3 separate regions of the Mus musculus genome follow, and all the other regions are linked to region 1. The links are chromatin loops, found by intact Hi-C in ENCODE. Cell type or tissue: gastrocnemius. All regions are shown on one strand. Each heading gives the region's core, and the rest is flanking DNA. Links, peaks and the distances in the headings are about the cores only. Region 1 holds the start of Adam8 (a disintegrin and metallopeptidase domain 8). Region 2 overlaps Kndc1 (kinase non-catalytic C-lobe domain (KIND) containing 1). Region 3 has its middle 14 kb from the start of Msx3.

Evidence for each region. Hi-C counts contacts between places; a loop is a spot of excess contacts. Peaks named below come from ENCODE experiments on the same cell type or tissue, not always from the same donor. Only the 100,000 strongest peaks of a DNase experiment are listed, where the experiment ranks them.
Region 2: it touches region 1 in a loop (2.7-fold over the local background); 24 of 42 quality-filtered maps call a loop at or near these places.
Region 3: a loop joins it to region 1, with 2.0 times the contacts of the local background. A loop is called at or near these places in 2 of 42 quality-filtered maps.

Annotation. Positions count from the first base shown.
Region 1 is chr7:139,991,358-139,997,087 of GRCm38, reverse strand. Adam8 (a disintegrin and metallopeptidase domain 8) reads left to right here and starts at 4,526. Exons shown (of 24, transcript NM_001291066.2): 1 at 4,526-4,656; 2 at 5,642-5,730. The coding sequence starts at 4,617. It overlaps Tubgcp2 (tubulin, gamma complex associated protein 2), which reads left to right. Exons shown (of 18, transcript NM_001286007.1): 17 at 143-306; 18 at 922-1,133. The coding sequence ends at 1,057. In gastrocnemius, for the core only: a CTCF peak has its summit at 2,174 (motif pointing right); DNase peaks (open chromatin) are centred at 2,211 and 4,561.
Region 2 is chr7:139,902,471-139,908,200 of GRCm38, reverse strand. All of the region lies in intron 3 of Kndc1 (kinase non-catalytic C-lobe domain (KIND) containing 1), which reads right to left. Among named protein-coding and RNA genes, the nearest start is that of Kndc1, 11 kb to the right of the region's middle. In gastrocnemius, for the core only: a CTCF peak has its summit at 2,301 (motif pointing left); a DNase peak (open chromatin) is centred at 2,289.
Region 3 is chr7:140,060,080-140,065,809 of GRCm38, reverse strand. No RefSeq gene overlaps it. Among named protein-coding and RNA genes, the nearest start is that of Msx3, 14 kb to the right of the region's middle. In gastrocnemius, for the core only: CTCF peaks have their summits at 2,508 (motif pointing right) and 3,242 (motif pointing right); DNase peaks (open chromatin) are centred at 2,508, 3,249 and 4,435; H3K4me3 peaks cover 723 bases.

The DNA of each region.
Region 1 (5,730 bases), core at 216-5,215:
TGTGGCAGGAGAATCACAAGGCAGCCTGAAGTATGGTAGCAACAGTCTGTCTCAAAATTAAAAACCTAAAATACCAAGAAGGGAAGAGCATGCGTGCAGCTCCCCGGTAACCAATCCTGAGCTCCCTGGGCTCTGTTTTCAGCATCTGTCTGAGCATGTGGATGCTCCTCAGCTGGCCTCTGGTTTCGAGGCCACCATCAACAACTTTGACAAAAACTTCTCTGCCCATCTTCTTGATTTGCTGGCCCGACTAAGTGTCTACAGCACCAGTGACTGCGAACATGGCATGGCCAGTGTCATCTCCAGGTAAGTAACACTTCCTGATTCTAAAGCCCAGCCCTGCCATCTGCTCTCACCACTACCACTGCTCCCCATTGGCTCCAGCATCAGGCGCCCACATCTGGGCAAAGGCTGTGGAAGGGAGGGGCCAGCTGTGACCCCTCTGGTTGAGCGGCTGTTTGCTTAGCACTGGGATAGGAAGGAGCTCTGGCTTCATCCAGGAATGAGATACCATTCCTGAATTGTTCTTTGAAAAGTACTAGTTTGTACATTGGGACCATCTGGTGTCCTGTGCTACTCTGAGATGCTCTCACTTCTGAGGTCTCTAGCACAGAAAATCACAGCCAGGCTTCCCAAGCCTGGGCACCCTCAGACTCCCATTGCCAGGAGATGCTGGGTAATGAGAACCCTGACCAATGGCACACAATAAGGCCCACAGGGATCGAGACCTGCTCATGTATCCATGCACTGGCAGGTGGAGCATGCCCCTCCCTCTGCCTGGAAGAGGCCCTGGTTGAACCTGTCACATGATTGGGAGACGTGGGTTGGCACATGGATAACCATGGCAGATCCTGTGTATTTTCTCAGCTTGGGCTAGCTTCTGCCTGGAGTTTTTCTGACACCCATTTTCCTCCTCTAAAGACTAGATTTCAATGGTTTCTATGCTGAACGCCTGGAACGTCTGTCTGCAGAAAGGAGTCAGAAGGCTGCCCCCCAAGTGCCTGTCCCACGGGGACCCTCAGCACCAGCACCCAGGGTGGCCATTCCTGCGCAATGAGCTCACTTGTTAAATATCATTATTTCTGGAACATGGCTGTTGTGCATTATTACTGCTTAAATATGGTTTGAGTTTCTGTCTTGGCTCAATGATTTCCTTTTTCAAGATGTTAGACTTCCTTTTAGAAGCTTTTCAGAGGGCTAGAGAGATGGCTTAGTCAGTAAAATGTTTTCTGTGCAAATATGAAGACCTAAATTCAGATCTTAGTTAGGGCTTCTGTTGCTATGATGAAACAACATAAACATAAGCAAAATGGAGAAGATGGGGTTTGTTTCAACTTACACCTTGTAGTCAGTCTAGTTCATCAACCAGGAAAATCAGAGCAGAAACCTAGAGACGGGAACTGATCCAGAGGCCATGGAGAAGTGCTGCTTACTGGCTCTACCGTGGCTTACTCAGCCTGCTTTCCCATCATACCCAGGATCAGGACCAGCTGGGAAGCACCACCACCCACAGCGAGCTGGTCCCTCCCATACCAAGCATCAATCAAGGAAATGCACCACAGGACAATCTCATGGGACATTTTCTCAGTTGGGGTTCCTCTTCTAAAATGACTCCGGCATGTATGAAATTGACATAAGTCTAGCCAGCACAACACTTATATTAAATGCTGGGTGTAGTGGGACACTTCTCTATTCCCAGTGCTGGGGGTACAGGTAGGTGGGTTCCTAGGGCTTGCTGGCCAACCAGTCTAGATGAATCATGAGCTCCATGTTCAGGGAGAGAGCTATCTCAAAATAAACCAATAAATTAAAAAGGAGGTGGGGAGTCAGGAAATAGTCTAGTGTCAGTCTCTCAGCTCCACATGCACAAACACGGGCACACACACAGTATGTACTGAACTCAACAACAAGAATAAACATGCAAGCTGCCTGAACCACAGGAAGGTCTCCCCAGACATAACTGTTTGACTTTAAAGTCCTGTGTGTGTGTGACTTAACTGTTTGCCTTTAAAACCTAGTGAGAGTGTGCGTGTGTTTGTGGTACATGTGGGGGCGTGGGGGATCCTTTTTGCCTCAAAGACAAAGTATTTGTGCGAGGAGCAATATAATTGGAAAAAGCCATGTAGAGCCTGGGGGTGGGAACTGTACCTATTTAGAGGTTGCCTTTGTGTGCACCACTAGGGGGCAGCATTGTTCCTAACTGAAAATACCCTCACTCAACCAATGTATTCCCTAGAGCTTCACCAAGAACCCTTAAGGTTTACCCTCTGAGGAATATCCTTGAAGACAGGCTAGGCTTCAAGCCAAAAGCTGTTCTTGCCAGAACTGGGGTCTGGCTGCCCTTTGTTTGATAACTGGCCTTGCTTTTTGGAAATTACTTAGCAAAGTGGCTAACAAGCTTTGTTGTAGCTACCTTGTCAGAGTGGCTTTCTGCTTCAGTCCTGGAGTGGGCAATATGTCTACCCTTGACATGATACACCCTTGCTCCAGGGTGGTCTAGTCTAGCTAAACTATATAAATACACGTGTCCTTTACAGAATCCAGTTTTAAACACCTGCCCTAGGAGGGTCTGGGGAGTGAGGAAGTGTTTGGAGGAATGACAAGTAGAGGCAGCCCTTGGCTATTGGCTCTATGTAGATGTATATGGTGGGTGCCTGGTCAGGACTGGCTCGCTAAGTAGAGCCCCCAGCCCCTTTCCTGGGGTGCTTGGTTCTTCAACCACACAGTTTCTTCTGGTCTGCAGCATGTCCAGGCTTGCCTTAGTAAACATCTATCTGACAACCCAGCATTGTTAGAATGAATGCTACACCGAGCAGAGGAGCTTACCTGCCTGTCTCCAGGAGCCCAGAAAGCCATGTCCCTGGACGATGACCTGCAGCTCCCAGGTTTGTGTGGGGTGCAGCTCCAAACCCTCAAAAATACCTGCTGGGTGAAGTTAGGAGTAAGTTGAGTCTGTCTTTCCTGATGGAGTGTGTACCCATCATTTCCAATGTATTTCTGCCAGTGTGAGACAAAATTCGCCCTACTTGGTCCCAATTTTTGATTATACACTGTTCCTCCATCTTCACTATGGGCAGTTGGACTTACAAGACAATGGTTGCTACTGGCAACAGGTTTTGATTTTGCCTTTGATTTGACTAAGAACACATTTCCTTGAACTTTCGCTGTCACCTAACTTGCAGTGTAAGAGTATTTAAGATCCTGTGTATGTGGAAGTCAGCCTTACCCGAGAGCTCTGGCTGCTGCCTACCTATTACAGCCTCGCAGTGAACACTGTGCTGATGCCTCAGGCAGCGGGTTGCTGCTGAGATTCCTAAGCCATTGCTACATTTCTGACCTTATCCACAAGGGTAGAAGAGTGACAGTAGCATGTGTGCCCCAGCTTAAATTCTTAGGTACGATCTAAGACTCCAACCCAACCCTGTAGTTTCCCATTATGGTCGAGCTGTCAGGCTCTGTTGGTAGTTTGGGTGTCTCCCTTTCCTCTTGGGTTACTTATCCCTTGTGGGGTAGAACTGTAAAGTCTGTGAGGTCTGACCACAGCTGTGCCCACAAGGATGTATAGCGAACAGTGCCACAAATAATAAACAGGCGTGACTACATTCCCAAGTGCCCTGGGTTCCCACAGTAACAGACCCACCTGGAGAAGCTGGAAGCCAGGCCATGGTAGGGGTGCTGAGAGCTCTGGCTCTGAGTCAGCTCTACCCTGAGGACATGAAAGACAGAATCCAGGAAAGGAGCCTGGTGCCTCGGGACCCCCTAACAGGTTAGGTAGGACCTCAAAGGATCAGTCAGGGGGCTGGCGAGATGGCTCAGTGGTTAAGCACGCCGACTGCTCTTCCGAAGGTCCCAAGTTCAAATCCCAGCAACCACATGGTGGCTCACAACCATCTGTAATGAGATCTGATGCTGTCTTCTGGAGTGTCTGAAGACAGCAACAGTGTACTTACATATAATAAATAAATAAATCTTAAAAAAAAAAAAAAGGATCAGTCAGGTTCCTCCCTGCATATGCCTCTCCAGTGAGGCCTCAGAAGCCTCGTGGAGCCGGGCAGGAGCTTTGGGAATGTCAGCTCCCACAAGTTGGTCCTGGGCCCACACTGCCTTTCTTGCCCCTGTCTGCATCTTTCAAGTGCCCAGAAAGTCAAAGGGTCCCCTTCTGAAATTTCAGGCTCATAAGTCACTTCCCCTCCAAAAGTCATCTTCCTCCAGCTAGACTCCACCCAGTTAGCACTCCCAAAGCTCTGCCATGGGAGGCAATCCCACAATCTCCCCACCAGGACTGGGAGCTTGTAGAACTGCAGAGTTGCTCAAATTGGTCTGTTTACCATCTCCATCTCCCATGAATTTTGTCCAAAATCATGGGAGATCAATAGGAGCTACCTAGAAGTTACTTCGGAGGGGCCTCTGTAACTCCAGACTGCCCTGGAGGCTGGTTGCTGCCAACTGGGTGTTGGTATAGAGGTGTGTACTTCTTGCCCCGCCTTGCTCCGCCCCGCGGTCCAGTGATTGGCCAGTTCCGATCAGTGGGAAGGGCACTCAGAAAGAAGTACCAGGCCAGTGATGAAGAGAGTACTTTGTGGAACCTCTAGGGTTAGTGTGCTCCAGATCCCATCATGCTTGGCCTCTGGCTGCTCAGCGTCTTATGGACACCAGGTGAGTGATGACTACTTGATTTCAAGGAGCCTATTCATTGCTTGGTGGTGTGCCTAGTGGCCATGTACCATGATCAGCTCACCTTGCCTCCCTGGAGTTGGTCTGGTCCCTGGGTATGGAGAAAGTAGGTAGGAACAGAAAAAGTCAGAATTGAGATTTTTTTTTTTTTTCAAAAGTGAAATGTGAGAGAAATTGTTTCCTGGGATTTTTCTTTTTTCATTGAGCTAGTTACAGGAACAGTAGTGACATCACTAGGCGTGGCACTTACAGGACAGCTTCCCTTGCTGCTGTAGGAGTCCCAGGCAGCAAGGTTCACCTTTGGGATCCTGGGGGATGCATAACTCTAGCTAGGCGGGGACAGAAGCTAGAGGCACGATGGTCCCAGTTCTCTAGCAGCATGGGATCCTGCCTCCCACTGGGAGGCTTGGTTTTCCTGTCCTGGGAGGACCCTGGCTGGAGTGGTCTCTTCTCTTACCTCTCAACCCTGGGGTTAAGTGGCTGTGCCCCTTGCCTATGCAAGAGATCAGCAGGTGGTCTCTAAAACTGGACCTGCCTACAGATAGGTGCTCTCTAAACCAGTCCCCCATCAGTTGTTGAGCAGGAAGTTTTCCGGTGGGAGAGAAAAGCCTGAGGGAGGGTGTGTGTTCATCAGTTAGCTACGATCATGTAGCTAAGGTCAACTCTAGATGTCTGGCAGGCAGACCATAGGGCCTACATGTGTTCTGCCTGTGTAGGTTCAAACAGGCACTGGGGAAGGGTGGGGTGAGTGGATGAGGTTCTTCTGGGGGCACTGTGCCCAGGTGTGCTGGGCTCAGACAGCTTGACTCTGGTGTGATGGAGCTGGTGGTTTAGGCACAAAGCTCTTATCTGGGCCATGGGGTCAGATCCCATTGCTGGCACTGAGCCTTGTGGTGAATACCCAGATAAAAGAGCTAACTCTGGCTAGACACTGCTGGACCTCTGACCCCCCTTTCTCCTGAAGCAGTAGCCCCTGGACCTCCTTTGCCCCATGTGAAACAGTATGAAGTGGTTTGGCCTCGGCGCCTAGCTGCATCCCGCTCCCGCAGAGCCCTG
Region 2 (5,730 bases), core at 391-5,390, 89 kb after region 1:
CACAGTCCTTTCTGTGCTCAGGAGAGGGAGGGAGGGCTGTGCACAAGGCTGGGACACCAGGTGTGTGGAAGGGTGTGGGGGTGGGGAAGCCAATGTTATTCAAGAAGGACTAGCTCCTCTTTTAATCTGTTTACAAAATGAAATCACTATGTGTAGTCAGAGCATTTTTTTAAATTTATACTTTTAACTCATAAATAACCATCTATATTTAAGGGGCACAGTGGGATGTCTCAATGTATGTTCATTGTGTTAACTTAATACTTGATTTTTTTCCTACTTCTTAAAAATCCACCGCCTTACTCTCTGGGATTCCTGTGGGTTTTGTTGCTCTTATAAGTGGCACACTTAAATTATATTTCTAGCTTGAAACTATGGATACAAAGGAACCCATTTGAGCTGGGCTGTTTTCATATGTCGGAAGTCTTTTGTTCTCTTAGGCCTAGGTCCTGTGTGTGTGGTGTGTATGTGAGAGTGTGTGTGTGTGTGTGTGTGTGTGTGTGTGGTGTGGTGTGTGGATGTGTGTGTGTGTGGTGTGTATGTGAGTGTGTGTGTGTGGTGTATGTGAGAGTGTGTGTGTGTGGTGTGTGTATGTGAGTGTGTGTGTGTGTGTGTGTGGTGTGTATGTGAGAGAGAGTGTGTGTGTGTGTGTGGTGTGTGGTGTGTGGATGTGAGTGTGTGTGTGTGTGTGGTGTGTATGTGAGAGTGTGTGTGTGGTGTGTATGTGAGTGTGTGTGTGTGTGTGTGGTGTGTGGATGTGAGTGTGTGTGTGTGTGTGTGTGGTGTGCCTGTTCTGGATTTAGCCCCTGCTAAATGTGATTTAGCCCCTGCTAAATGAGAGTGTGTGTGTGTGGTGTGTATGTGAGTGTGTGTGTGTGTGTGTGTGTGTGTGGTGTGTGGATGTGAGTGTGTGTGTGTGTGGTGTGTATGTGAGAGAGAGTGTGTGTGTGTGTGTGTGTGTGTGTGTGGTGTGTGGTGTGTGGATGTGAGTGTGTGTGTGTGTGTGTGTGGTGTGTATGTGAGTGTGTGTGTGTGTGTGGTGTGTGGATGTGAGTGTGTGTGTGTTGTGCCTGTTCTGGATTTAGCCCCTGCTGTGTGCACTATGCTTAAGGTCTTTGTCTGCTGTATTCTTAGCTAGGGCTGGGATCCTGGCTGCCCCTTGTCACAGACCAACACTCCTTTTCCAGCCCTGTTGTCTGTCCCCTTATCTTCTGTGAGAGGAATCAGAGTGAGAAAAGGGGACAGCAGACCTGCTGGCTGCTGCTTGCTGAGTGTGAGCCTCCTTATCCTTATCACGCAGCTCCTTGTTTTCCTTAAACTCATCCTTTGGTCCCTAGCCTGAAGTCTACCTGCGAGCTGAGGTCTGCAGCCCTTGATGGACCTGTTGCCTCTCTGCCATGCTCACTAACTCATAGTCTCCCATCATCATGGTCGTCTGTGAGGACCGTGGTCTCAAGCAAATGATAGGTGACAGCACTGGGCTATCAAGGCTGCTACCACAGGAGCCCATCAGAGTGACAAGGGCACGACAAGGACCTGCGTATGTGGAGGAGGGGACATCGCAGAGGCTGGGGCATTGTTAACTTTTGGACACTAGTGAGCCTGTGGGGATTTTTGGACAAGGGCATTGACCATACTCAGTTCTGAGAAGACTGGCTTCAAGCCCAGGAGATTCTAGAAAATGTGTTGGGGGAGTTAGTCTTGGAAGCAGAAGAGGAGAGTGTGTGTGTGTGTGTGTGTGTGTGTGTGGCTAGATGGTGTACGGAACACAGAGGGTCCAGGGTGGATGAGCTGGTGTTAGAACATTCCAGAAAGGGTGTATTTGAGCCAGAGTGAGGCTCCAGGACACACACTTTGACCCTGGGCTCCTGTTGATGTTATATCACCTGGACTGTTTACGGCTTCTGGCAAGCTCCAGCAAAGTCCTTCAGAGTAAAGCCAATCTGGGACAGAACAAAGACCCTGGGCACCATGACTTATACTAGAGCCATATTTCCCAGAGTGGATGGGGGACACTCCCCATGTATACCCAGAGTCTCTCCAGAATAAGACTAAGGTAGGAAGAACCAACTCTCTGTGTGTGTAGAACACAGAAAGGTCATAGATCGTCCAGGGAACTGAAGGAGACCGTGGACCTGGGGCCCCTCTCTGACATATACCCCCAGCATCCTGTTCCACCTTGGATAACCACACTGCAATCAACCCACAGGAAATCCCCCTCTGCACAGGGCTCAGCCCCAGGGGAGCAAAAGGATCCTTTGGTGCTCAGTGGCTACTTGATCTGTACGGTGGGAACATACTGCCCTCTACAGGAAGAGCCCCAGTCACGGGTTCCCAGAGGCAGAAGGGCTTGCATGGCTACAAGGGCAAATAAGTAAACAATGAATAAAACAACCAGACACATGGATGAGCGAGCCTGAGCTGCATGGAAGAGGCTGCACCTGATCAAGGAACACAAGGGTCCACAGAACGAAGGAAACCTGCACTTGCTGTATCCAGCAGGTATGCAGGGGGTGGGGGAGGGGCCCAGCCGACCGACTGAGTCAGAAAGTCAAAGGAAAAAAAAAAAAAAGACAAAGATGCACTAGAAAGTCCCAGTGTGTTCAGAAATAGGAAACAATTGTAGGGAATGACTACTTTCCAGTGACTCCGCTCCCATGACAGCTCTCACAACTCGGGTCAGAGGAGCCAGCCTCCACCAGCCCTGCTGAATCCAGCCACAGGAAGCCGCAGAACAGGATGATATCAACATCTCTGTTCTGTGTGGTTGGACAGCCACCCTGGGGGCGGTGGTGCCAGCTTCTCATTGTGATAGCTCCGTTTGGATACTGATCGCTGAAACCCCAGCCTTTGAAAAATTACAGGGCTGTATACTGGTTACATGTGTGCCTTCTGTGTATACATCTCCATAAAAAGGAAAACCCAACCTATTCACATAACTGCACAACGCATAGACTGAACTAAAAAACAAGATTACCCAGAAGCCAGCATGGTATGACAAAGCTCACATGCAGAGGGAGATTCACAGCGGGAAATACCGACTCTAAGAAGATGAAGATGGATGAGCCAAGTTTCCCCCTGAAGTGAAAAAAGAATCAGCTGCCGAACTCAAAGCAAACAAAAGAAAAGAGAGAATAAGAAACAAGCACCAAAAGAAAAGATAGAATCAGCAATAAGAACCCATTGCAGAGAGCACACAGATACCCCCAAGGACCAGACAATGCAGAGGGTGCTCTAAGAGAAATAATAAGATAAACAGCCTCTGGTTAGACTGACAGAGGAAAAAAGAGAAGGCAAAGAAGAAAGGGCCAGCACATGGAAACAGGAAATTTGCAGGCATCACAGAGATGCAAAGGGCATCACCCCAAGCCCGTTAGGTCCTGTTTTCATCTGCTGTAGTTAAAAAAAAAAAAAAGGAACGGTTCTATAACTATTAAAAATTGATGGTAGTGAGAAATTGTTCACAAAGGAAGCTGATGTTCTTTTCAATGACTCTTCCCAGACTTTCAAGGCATAGATCAGCCCATTCTTGTATAAACAGAGCAAACAGACAAGCTCAGAGCAATCTCAAAACCAGCACTGGCTAGAAACATTCATAGGGTAAAATGTACCAGCTGCCCATGAAAACCCTAGAAGACCTCTGGTAAGTCCTCATTAGTCAGATTCAACAGTGCCCAGAAGAGATATGACACTTGGTTAGCCCAGCTTTTCCTAAGTGGGGCAGGGTGGTAACAGTAGAACATGAAAATGCACACATTAACATCTCAGTGAAGGAAATTGCATGATCATTTCCAGAGGACAGAAGAAATATTTCATAATATGAAATATGTGTTCCTGGTAAACCTTGATAAGCTCAGAAAAGAACTCTTATGGCCAAGGCCAGTGCTGTCCGTATGGTTAGGTCAGGGTAAGCAGTCCTCCAAGGCAGGTTGCACTTCTGCTGTTGACTAGATGGTACACTCACTGAGGTTTGGAACAGAAATAAGCTTTGTCCCCAGAGGAGACAGATTGAAACACTGTTGATGATTTGATCAGCGAAAGAGGAAAAAAAAATGAAAAGGTCCTCTAAGTTGTTAGAAATAGTAGCAAGATTCTGCAAGATGGTTTGATATTAAAGCGACTAAGGCTAACAAAGAAACAGAAAGCTGAAAGTAAAAACATAACCAAACCATCAATTTTTGGATGGACTCAGAACCCGATTTCTTTCCTTTTGAGACAGGAGCTCACTATGTAGCTCTGGTTACCCTGGAACTCACTATGTAGACCAGGTTGGCATGTGCCACCATCCCTGACCTGATAAGTTCTTAGGAGTAAATGTAATAAAAGATATCCAGGACCCCAACAGTAAGGGCTTTAAACTATCCCTAGGGGATTTCAAGAGAGATCACAATGGGCCGAGACAGCTATGGTGCTTGTCTAGTACACAGAGACCCTCAGCTCTGGAAAAACCAGACATGGTGGTGCAGGCTTGTAATCCTGACACTTGCGAGATGGAGGCAGGAGCCAAGGTCATGTTTGGCTACATATTGAGTTTGAGGCCAACCCTGTTTCTAGAAGATAAAAAAGGAAGAGGAGGAGGAGGGGGGGAGGAGGAGGAGGAGGAGGAGGAGGAGGGATATGATGATGAACTAAAAGTCAATAAGCAAAAGATGTCTTGGAGATGAAGAATATAACATGAATTCTACCCAGACCAATTCATAATGTAGGCCGTTCTAGTCACCATGCTGACGGAGCTCAGTAACCAGATTTTACATTCGCTACAGGGAAGAGACTGGCAAGTCAGTGCCCCTGCAGGCAAGCTCTCCACCAGGCCACAGGGCTTGCCAGGAAGTGGGGAGTTAAGAGAATAGGGTTGGAGCTTAAAGGTGAGCGAGGGACCATGGACCAGAGTGGGATGGACATCTGAAAGCCGATGGCCTTTGCCGGGATCCTGATGGATGGTTGTTGTGTTGCACAGCAGCCGGACAGCAGGACAGCAGCCAATAAACAGAGCTGGGGAATGGCCATCCAGCCACAGAGGAAGATCAAGTTCTAACTCATGCTGGGTGAAATAAAATCAAATGCCGCATTCAACATCAGTGTATATCGAAGTCGTTATAGCATCAGTGTGTATTGGAATATCACCTAATGCACTGAAATTATACAACTTTGGTTTGTCAACCACAGTCTAGTAACACCAAGGAAAACAGATTCTCTGAAGGACTAGATGTGAAGACTAGAGAGAATGTCAGTGAACTCGGCGCAAGCTGAAGTTATCTGAGAAGAGGGAACTGCCATTGAGAAAATGCTTCCATAAGATCTGGCTCTTGGCAGTTTCTTAATTAGTGATTGATGGGGGAGGCCCCAGCCCATCGTAGCTGGTGCCATCTCTGGGACAGTGTGTTTGTGTTCTATAAGGAACCAGGCCGAGGAAGCCATAAAGAGCAAGCCAATAAGAAGCACCCTCCATGGCCTCTGCATCAGCTCCTGCATCCAGGTTCTTTCCTGTCCCGACTTCCTCCAGCGATGGACCATGACGTGAAAGTGTAAGTCAGACAAATCTTTTCCTCCTCAAGTTGCTTTGGTTATGGTGTTTCATCATAGCAATCGTAATCCTAACTAAGACACTTGGACAATGCAGTCAGACCCTATTTCAAATAAAACAGAGAAACTCTTTCAATCAGAGGACAGCAGCTGGCATGGGATCCCTTGAAACGAGTTAAGGATGGTTTGAACCACTATGTGGATGCTGGG
Region 3 (5,730 bases), core at 196-5,195, 69 kb before region 1:
ATCCTGTCTGTTGGGCTTAGATCACTCTACCAGGAGTCAGGTCTGTAGTCTAATAATGAGAGTGTTGTCACAACACAGTAGCCTGAGCCTAGAGTACCTTCCTTTCTGTCTCATGAAAAATCTATTCACTGGACAAGCAAGAAACCACTGAGGAGGCCTTGGCACCTACCTGACCAGCTCAGTGGAATGGTAGAGCATGGCTGCCTTGACCGTGCAGGAGAACCTGGTGGCCAGTAGCCTGGTGATGTATATTCATCCGTCCCAGCACCCCAGAGTCCGAAAGCCCAGCAGCAAGAGATACTTTCCACAGGCTTGGTGTGATGAGGCTTCTAGGACTGGGTGCGGGGTGGATCTGAGAAGCCCATGCCCCCTCCTCAACATCCTTCCCACATGCTCCAGTATGGTGCACCCACAATCACATGGGTGGTCCAGGGCCGTGCAGTGGATCCATGAGTCCAAGCTTTGGGAGATGCAGACCTGCAGTACACAGCCCTGGGGAAAAGGTGTTAGCTGGAGTAGAGGAAATGCTGGATAGGGCTTCTGGCTACAGAGACAGAGCACATTGCTGTCCTTGTCACCAACAGAAAGAGACGGTGACTCCTAGAGCTTCTCACAGCCCAAATAGAAGATCAGTGACTGCGTAAAATGGCTTGTTTTACATATTTCCCCTTTATTGTGCATACAAATGTGTTGTATTATGACTTTAAAAAAATCTTGGTCCTTTGAAGTGACAGACCTTTGTTGTGTCCTTTTTGTCTGTCCCGTCTCCTGGCTACGAGGCTTTGGCCGCAGGGACAGGAATGTTATTGTAGTCCCTGACTGCCCAGAGGAGATACAGAGGCACGTGTGTGCATGTCTGCATGTGAGTCCATGTATGTATGTTCTTGCAGGCATGTGCCTCCCTGTGTGCACATATGTTAGCGTGTGCCTGTGTTTATGTATGCAGCACAGAGGCAGTCACGCCTCTTTCCTCAAGCCCCACGTATCCTGGTGCAGAGCCTGAGATCAGAGAGTTCCAGAACACCATGGAACTCCTGTACTCTGCAGCAGAACTGTGGCCAGGGCAGGCACTTCCCACATAGTATGGGATCTACCCCTCAATATCCTGGGTGCCCATTATGCTGCCCCTGGCTCTGGCCCTGGTGTGTGTGAAAGGCCAGCTCTCCGGAGGGGCCGACACTCAAGTATTTGGTCTCTCTGGTCCTTGCCAAAGCTATGGTTGCTGGAAAGGGAGGCAGGTCTGAGGATCAGGACGAGCCCAATGGAGTCCCATATGCCCTAGAAGTCTGTGAAGTTGTTAGACACCTCATAGCTCCTTGGAGGTCCCTCTAGGTAGGTATTTGGACTGAGAATTTGCTTTGGACATCTCAGAGACCAGGGGCTAGAGTCCCTGGAAAGTCTCAACCTGACTTATGGGGAGCACCAGTGCCCACCATCATCAGTCTCGGCCAGGAACCCCAGCCCTTAAGTTACAGGAGCTCAGTTTATTACCCACAAGAACAGGCCAGGCCAAAGCTGTCGCCTAATGCATAGTCCTCCTCTCCTTTTGCTCCTCACACCTTGTCTGATGCTGTCCTCTTAAGGGAGAGCCTCCCTATGTAGTCTTAGCCCCAAGTTGCTGATGCCATTGAGGCCCCTCACCTGCTCCCAGCAGGATCACAACACAAGTTGCAGCCTGATGTGTACTGAGAATATCTGCCCAGTGTGGCACTTCAGATTTGGCTGATCATTGGGTTAGGGGTCCACTCCAGTGGTAAAGGGCTTGCCTGGTGTCAATGCCATAAAACAGCATTCGCCTGTCTTTGGAGATCACCCATCAGCTGTTCTTGAAGAGGTGTGAAAAATGGAGGTCCAGGGGAGAGGCCTTTGTGTCTACCACTTACATCCAAGTTCCTTCCTTGAAGGGGGCTGGAGAGCAAGCTCAGTGGTTAAGAACTCTGCCTGCTGATCTTCCTGAGGAACAGAGTTCAATTCCCAGGACTCAGCTGGCAGTTCACCACCACCCGTGGCTCCAGTCTCGGGGGATCTCATGCTCCCATCTGGTATTAGGCATGCACATGTTGCATAGACATAGATGGAGACAAAACACCATACACATAAAATAAAGAGGTTAAAAAGATTAAGTCCTGCCTTGGTGGAGGTTGGGGGTCAGCGTCAAGTGCATCTGTAATGACTCTAGCAGGAGCTAGAGGAACATTCAACCCTCCTTCTTCCCACAGCTCCCCTGCAGAGGTGCCTACCAGAAAGTTAAGCTTTGCGTGAATAGTATATTGTCTGCACCCTCAAAAACACATAATTCAAACTTGGGTTGAGCCTCTTGTATGAGGCTACAGGTTTAATTATAAGCACACAGACACGGACACACACACACACACACACACACACACACACACACACACACACACACACACACATACACAGGCAAAACAAATGTATTCAGACACATCCCACCGACAGCACAGGCAGAAGCACTCTGCTGAAGAAGTGCAATTTAGTTTACTTCCAGGAGGTGGCGCTGCGGCCAGACTTTCAGTAAGTAAGACCTCATTCAACTGAGGTCTCAATTGCGGGACTGGAACTTGAGAAGTGAGGGATCATGGGTAGTGAGTGACAACACTGAAAAGGACACAGGCTTGCTTCTGTGTGAGAAAACCTGACCTGTCTCACCCAGTGGGAGTACTCAGCTAAGAACAAACTCAGGCCTACCCAAACGCCGTCTTTTTTCCCCCAAAGGATGAAAAAGGATAGCTGTGGCCATCTCTGTGCAGACCCTCAATGCATAGGGGCTGCAACAGACAAGGCAAGAGCCTATGGCAGAGTCTAGGAGTCATCTCATGACAGGAACACAGGCTTATACAGAATAGAGAGGTTGGTGTTCACCATTCTGGTCTCACGTGTATCTTTATCCAAAGGCTAGTCTTGGACACTCAGACGTCAACGAAAGGCAGAGCCAGAGCAAAGGCTGTGCTTGGGAGGCCCTTACCAACCCCGACTCCTATTAGCAGATTACCCTGCTCTCCTCAGAGAATGTGGCACACCCACTTGAAGGTACAAGTTGAGTGGGGCCCACTCCTCCCACCTCGGTGAGATGTTGTTTACATATTATTGAGACCTTTACAATAGCTTGCTATTATAAGGAATGTTTGTGTGAGTACATCAAGCATATTCGAAAGGCGAATCTCATGTGCCATCCTAATTACTGAGCATCACAGCCCTCCGGCTGCGCTCCCAGCGCCTACCCACTGTCGCCTGGAGGTGGAGCTGGAGAGGTTTCTAGAGGAACTGGTCCTCATGGGCCCAGGGACAAGTCCAAAGGTAAGGACTTGGGGGTGTCCTGAGAAAGAAGCTGGGATAACAAGGAAACTGCCAAGTATAGCGCACTCCTGAACAGGGAGAAGAGTTGGCAGGACTGGCTGCCTACACGGGACAGACATCCCATGCCTGCGTGGTCCCCGCCCAGCCCTAGGTACATAGGCATCCGGACACTGGGGACACTGGTAATGATTAGTGTTGTGCCTTTCTGGCCCTCTCTGTCCATTGTTTTCCTAAAAGCCTGAGCAGTCAGCAAGTCGTCCAGGCTAGCATGCACTGAGTCTGTACTGTCCACAGCAACTTTGACAAATGCTTGTTAAACACTGTCTGCCTGCCACACTCTGTTCCACACATAGGACCTCCTGGGGTTTATGTACTGTGCATAAGTTTTTGCCCTCTTGGAAGGCACTCAGGTGGAGCAGAGGATAAAAGGAAGTGGGGTATCCTCTAACCCAACTGCCCCAGGACCAGCTGGAAAAGAGTCTCTGACCCCAAGGGTCCCTTCTGAAACCACCCCCTCCACTCTTAGGGCCGGACTTATGGGCTCCCGCCCCTAAGGATTCCCAACACAACCCTCAACGCCTTAGATCCCCTTAGGACCTTGCTCTTCTCGTTAGTTACATCCTAAAGACTGTGAGGGCAGCACGGTCTCGGGTCACTGCTGGGCTACAGAATTTCCCTAGCCTTGAGGGGACACCGCCCCTCTAGCCATCGGCCGGGCATAGCTACTAACCCAGCTGAACTCAATTCGGTTGAACTCAACCAAGTTGAAAGGATTGGGAGAAAAGGAGGTGAAACAACTGTAGTGCCGAGCGGGGCGGGACCCGGAGGGTGCCGCCTCCAAGGGGCAATTAGGGGGTAGAAGAGGGAGGGAGAAAAGAGAAGAGGCGGAGGAGGGAGGATGAATGGGAGGCCATCAAGGGAAATGAAGGGGTAAAGGGGAGGAGAAGGGAAGGGAGATGGGGTGGGGGAATAAGTAGGAGAGGCGGAGAGACTGGGCCGGCTGGCGCGTTCCTCTCGATCTGCAACTCGGCCCTCAAGCACGCGCGTGAGGGGCGGGGCGGTAGCCATTGAGTGGCGCTGCCATTGTGCCAGCGCCGCGAGTGGTGACACGCTCGAAGTCCGCTCCCTGGTGACGCCTGAAAGCTCCTTTGACCGGCAGCTCACCTGCAGAGCCCGCTCTATAGAGCCTCTGAACGCGCAGCAGCTGCCAGGGGCCGCGGGCCGGGCACCTAGGGGGACAAAGAATGGGGGCCGGGCCCTTTGAATGAGAGGCCACTTGGAAGCAGCAGGCATGTGCCAAGCCGAAGACTGAGGAAGAAAAGTGCCCTCCGTGTGTCTCAGCAGTGAAGGGGACCCTTTCTCAGCCGCGGAGCCCTCATGTGCATGACAAAGAGACAGGCACTCGCGAGCCCGGAGGGCTCTGGTGCAGGCGTCCTGTATCCTAGGCGCTCCCTCCCCTTCACCCCGGGCCTCACATACCCTGGTAGAACCAACCTGGAAGACCCTGATCCATCTTGCTGAGCAGCCCTGGGTCTAGCCCTCCAAGCAGGCCAGTTCTAAAGGACCAGTGTTTTCAGTTGCAAAGATTTGAGGTAGTATTTTGGGCCAGACCAGGGGCCATAAAGTTACTATAACCCAACTCCACTAGGCGTCTGCCATAGCAGTCCACAGCTTCATGCCTCCATCATCCACTTCAGGACAAACGCTTCCTTTCCTTCACCGTCCATTGCTCTCCGATCACTGGCTTTATCTATCCCCAGGCACTTGTAACATGTGAGTCTGCTGGAATCTCTCCATCTCAGGTAATCCTTGACCACACCAAACATCTTGCCTGCTTTTATTATTGTTGCCAAACAACTTTTGAGGGAGGTCTTCACCCTGCTGTTTCTTCCTTGTGAGACTGCCCTCATTTTGTACTGTTCTTGAAGTACTGGAACTTGCCCTGAGGCCTCTGTACAGAGTAGATGGGTCATACTTGGCCACACAATCCCCTTTCCCTTTGGCCAGGCTTCATGGACTGGCCAGGACAGTACCGGCATCAATGGGATGACCTTTCATTTAGCTCTCATCCAAACACTTTTAAGTTGGCTATTCCTAAAAGTAAAAGCTATGACCTTAGTCATCAAGTTTCCTCCTCCCCCTCTCCCTTCTCTTCCTCTTCCCCCTACCCCTCCTCCTCCTCCTCTTCCTTCTCTTTCTCTTCCCCTTCCCCCTCCTCCTCCTCCTGGAAGAGACAGGGTTTCTCTGTGTAGCCCTATCTGTCCGGGAACTTGCTCTGCAAGTGCTGGGACTAAAGGAGTGTGTCACCATGCCCAGTGACATCCTTGTCTTCAAGATTCTGGTTCAATCTGGTCATCCTGTTGATGCTGACTGCTTGACTAAGGATAGCTAGAGAAACTGCTGCTTTGTTTTTTG